Regions from separate parts of the Homo sapiens genome. Here region 2 is linked to region 1. Evidence: read pairs that join two places in POLR2A ChIA-PET (ENCODE). Cell type or tissue: Panc1. All regions are shown on one strand.

Region 1 (2,500 bases):
AAAAAAGTTACGTGGATGAAAGTCTTCCACTTAGAAGTCATCAAGTTGGTCTTAGAAGTTGTACATTTAAAGAGAGATTGCTTTCCTCTAAAAATAAACCTTGCTTTGGCTTTTAAAAATAACTTGCATTAGACAAGGCATGGTGGCTCGGGCCTGTAATCTCAGCACTTAGAAAAAATAGTAGAAAAAAACTAAAAACCATTTGTATATATATAAAAAGTTGTGGATATATGGTTGTGTAAATACATTATAGATACCCATAATTATACACAGTATATTTGTAAATATATAATATTGTTCAGAAAAATGACAGTATAAATATAAATATTTAATAATCATGATTATATGAAAGGAATGAAGATGAATTTCAGTGGCAAGATATGCAACTATGTTGTGTAATTTTTTCAACCCAATAAAGTATTCAAGAATGATTTATATAATTAAAATATTTAAATGCTATTCTTAAGCAGGAATAAATTCTATATTTTTATAACCTTTTATACTTCAGTTATCACTAGATTAATTTGCTTATTATGTATTTAAATTAATTATATTTTGTGTAAAAACTGACAATATTTATACTAATAATCTTTTACTTGATGATTTTTAAAGTTTCTCTGTTTTTATGCTGGATATAATACTTGATTATCACAAGTTTAAAGAAGCTGAGGCCGGCGCGGTGGCTCATGCCTGTAATCCCAGCACTTTGGGAGCCTGAGGCAGGCGGATCATGAGGTCAGGAGATTGAGACCATCCTTGCCAACATGGTGAAACCCTGTCTGCACTAAAAATACAAAAATTAGCTGGGCATGGTGGCGGGCACCTGTAATCCCAGCTACTCGGAGGCTGAGGCAGGATAATTGCATGAATCCCAGAGACGGAGTTTGCAATGAGCTGAGACCGTGCCACTGCACTCCAGCCTGGTGGCAGAGCAAGACTCTGTCTAAAAAAAAAAAGAAGAAGAAGAAGAATTGTAAAAATCTCTGTAGTTGAAAACCTGGGCAGGTGAACATTAAGAACTGGCATTCTAAAGCAGTACTGAGTGATCTAAGCATGGCTTGGTCAGAGAAAGAGGGAATACCCAGTTAATGTGAAGAATCTCCAGTGTATAATTAGAATATTAAAGCAATGCCATCTGTTAATACTTCAAAGTAGTAAAGCACATCACAGAAGTCACTCATTACTATAGATGCATTTCCAAATAGCTTAAAATTTAAGTGTTTGAACCTTTTTCCTCTATCCTACTCACCTTAAAATGATTTAATTTTGATCCTAAATGTTTTAAATTGTAGTACATATTTACCTTGAATCACAGTAGCATGAAAAGTAAATGAGTCATAACAATAAAAAGCAAGAAAACACAAAAGCTTACCCAGAGCGCAACTGTATAATCTGAAAACCTCATCCCCAAATCCCTAGGGCTACTTCTTGAAGCTCCTGGGGGATCTTTCAGCTATAGCATGCTGCTCCTTAGATGCCCCCAAGAAAGGCTGAAAAGCTCTTGAGTCTCTGTGGTGACATCTTTTGAAACTTCCTAAGGAGGTGATGTTGTCACTTCCCTCATCTGGACTGCTCACTAAGCTGAAGCGCAGGAATTGGAAAGGAGAGCTCTCCTTCACATCTGTGTTCAATTAACTATTAGATTAGCATCAAGCGCCGCCTCAGCTCTGAGTACTTCATTGGCTCAGCCAATTATCATTTTCTTAAGTTAATTATAATTTGACTCCATCTTTATTATAATGGCTAGGCCAGAAGGTAATCAGATTGGCAGGGTTTCCTGCTACTCTCAACACTTTCTTTCTTCAGATTTCTGACAAATAATTATTCCTTTTTTTTACACTCCTCTCTTGTTTCTTCAGAGTGAGTTTCTTTCCTACCTGAGATTATTATTTATCCAGATATCTATCCAGAGTATAATTATCTATGAGATTAAAAATTAATCTTATTCCTGAGAGACTTAAAGATTTGAGTTTCATAGATATAACTTCAAACCAAGCACATCCAGTCACTGATTTTCACATGGGGTTGCTCAGCGCTTATGGAGACTGCAATCTAACCTTCCCCACTCACGAGACATCTAGGCCTGAGCCATAAAGTAGACATAGAATGTGAATCACAGATTTAAACCACATATAAAACTTTACATCGTTTGTGAGCAACATTAACAATAAATAAATAAGAATCAGATGAAAATTATTTTAAATATATTTTAACCCAATATATCCAAAATATTATTTCAATATGTAACTAATATCAAAACTTATTAATAAGATATTTTTATTTATTGAAATGGAGTATGTATTTTACACTCTATGGCACATCTCACTTTGACTAAAGTTACACTTCAAGTGCCCAATAGCCACATGTGGCTAGTAGTTATTGTATTGGATCATTCAAATATGAATGATCCAGAAATACCTGGTTTCAAAGTGGCTCAACAATGCATGCTTGGTCTAAAAACCTTAATGCTTTTATTAAGTATCAAATTTCTGTATACCCT
Region 2 (2,500 bases), 110 kb before region 1:
GTGCAATGTGGAAAATCTTACCATGCATAATATTCAGAGGAATTTTATTTTTGGTTAATACTAATTTTAGCTGACTAAACAATATTATCACAACCACTATTTTAAAATGCCATTATAGGCTGGGCACAGTGGCTCACGCCTGTAATCCTAGCACTTTGAGAGACCTAGGCAGGTAGATTACCTGAGGTCAGGAGTTCGAGACCAGCCTGGCCAACATGGTGAAACTGTCTCCACCAAAATTACAAAACAAAATTAGCTGGGTGTGGTGGCACACACTTGTAGGGGCCAAGGCAGGAGAATCAATTGAACCCTAGAGGCAGAGGGTGCAGTGAGCCGAGTTCGTGCCACTGTACTCCAGCCTGGGTGACAGAGTGAGACTCTGTCTAAAATAAATAAATAAATAAAACGCTATTAGTATTAAGATGTTTTAAAGTCACAGGGAATGTTTTTTCTATACTTTTTTTTTCTTCAAAGAATTGTTTGAATTACAGCTAACAGAATAGTTGTGTAAATAGTGGGTTGGCTGTAACAAAATAGCAAGATATTTTGTAGTTATTATTTTTGTTTTTGGATTTCCCTAAATATATTTTTGATATAGCTAAAATATTCAATTTTCTATGAATTGCTTTTTTAGCTATTTAAAACTTAACAATTTTACTGAATCTATTTAAGTCTTCTTAGACTTAAGTTCAATTAAATTTTACCAGCAACTGAAGTTTAAATAACTATGCATTATGTAGAAATAAAATTTAATTCTGCTTAATGAAAGCTCCTAACCAGAAAATCTAGTCATAACATAATAAAATATCATTATCTCTTCTGGTCGCATCTTGAAATTACAAGTTATAAATAAATTGCAGGGAATGGGTGTGGGAAGAAACATATACATTTATTTTCAAATTATCTATTAATAGATTAGATGTTCTTCCTCAATATAAAACTATATTTAATAATTGAATAGTAAGTGAAAGAAAACTTAATGAGGACTCTTTTAATAAAAGAAAAATGAACGGCAATTTAAACATGAATAGCCATGAATGCCAATGGTTAGAGCCCCATCCCAATTTAGAGACTTTGAAGCTTATAAACACTTTTTTTTAAGAGACAAATGCAGATGTGGGTTGAATCTATGGTCAATCAAGCGAAAAATGTCTACGAGGATGTTTTGTTTTTCCCTTTCCAAGTATTCTATCCATACAAGATCCTGATATTGTCACATTATGATCAGAAAGTCTCAGATGCTTTAATTTTTTACTTAGACAATAGTTTTCTTTAGTTCAGCCCAAGGTCTTTTTGCACTAAAGGACACTAGAGAAAGCAAAATAAATAAATAAATAAATAAAACAAAAACACGTTTTTTTTCAATTTCTTAAAACGTTAAATCAGAATTTGATTGAAATCAAAATTCTCATCTAAGAAGTCTTACATTATCTGGGGATTTTAGAGACTTTTACATAGAGTAAAATGCAAAAACTATTCTCTTTGAGGAGGTGGGAGATTCTCACATTAGATAACGCAAATGGAGTTACTAAATTGGAAGTTTTAGAGTGAAGAGTATGCTTTAGCATCAGCACTGAGTTTTGCAATTTATAGTGAGGGTTTAGGGTCTTTAATGAATGTTATATACGTGCAACAGAGCAGAAGTTCATTGGGAAAGAGTATGATCACATGGTCTGGGAAATGCAGTGAGTTAAATAATTTAGAAAGCAAAGCCATTATCTAAAAACACTAATACAATACAATAAGTTTATTAAATTACAGATTCTTATCTATTTCAAAGTTGTATGGAAAAATTATTCTTATAAGTGTGCATATTCATATAAGTTCTGGTTATTATTTAGAAAATAATTATTTAGTACCACATATAGGACTGGTATTTCCAAGACCAGCAAGGATAGTTAATACCCCAGCATTTCACAACCCTCATGCACATTACAATCACCTGGGAGAGTTTCAAAAAGTACCACTATTTAGTCCTCACATCAGTTTAGAGGTAGAGCCTAAACACAGATATTATTTACACAATCCTTAGGTGTTTACTAATGTGCAGCCAAGGTTGCAATTACTGCCACACTGTGAAACAGGATTCTTACCCTGTTTGCCAGAGGAGAAGTGGGTAGGTGGTGGATAGGTGGCTTGGGATGTAAGGGTAAGAAGAAGGGAGACAAAATTAACCTAAACGAAATTCAACAATAACTAGTCTGAAAGTGGCTGTGATAATAAGCACAGTAAGATTTGCAAGAGGCCAGGCGCAGTGGCCCACGTCTGTAATCCCGGCACTTTGGGAGGCCGAGGCGGGTGGATCACGAGGTCAGGAGATTGAGACCATCCCAGCTAACAGGGTGAAATCCCGTCTCTACTAAAAATACAAAAAATTAGCCGGGTGTGGTGGCGGGTGCCTGTAGTCCCAGCTACTCAGGGGCTGAGGCAGAAGAATGGCGTGAACCCAGGAGGCGGAGCTTGTAGTGAGCCGAGATTGCACCACTGCACTCCAGCCTGC

What was found. Peaks named below come from ENCODE experiments on the same cell type or tissue, not always from the same donor. Only the 100,000 strongest peaks of a DNase experiment are listed, where the experiment ranks them.
Region 2: POLR2A ChIA-PET joins it to region 1 with 5 read pairs; 2 of 35 experiments call an interaction of 5 or more read pairs at or near these places.

Annotation. Positions count from the first base shown.
Region 1 is chr7:83,587,434-83,589,933 of GRCh38, forward strand. All of the region lies in intron 1 of SEMA3E (semaphorin 3E), which reads right to left. Among named protein-coding and RNA genes, the nearest start is that of SEMA3E, 60 kb to the right of the region's middle. In Panc1, no CTCF peak of the experiment used is centred here; a DNase peak (open chromatin) is centred at 1,438; H3K27ac peaks cover 368 bases.
Region 2 is chr7:83,480,042-83,482,541 of GRCh38, forward strand. The region is part of intron 2 of SEMA3E (semaphorin 3E); the gene reads right to left. It overlaps LOC105375378 (a long non-coding RNA gene), which reads right to left and starts at 2,208. Exons shown (of 3, transcript XR_927716.3): 1 at 2,198-2,208. In Panc1, no CTCF peak of the experiment used is centred here; no DNase peak of the experiment used is centred here.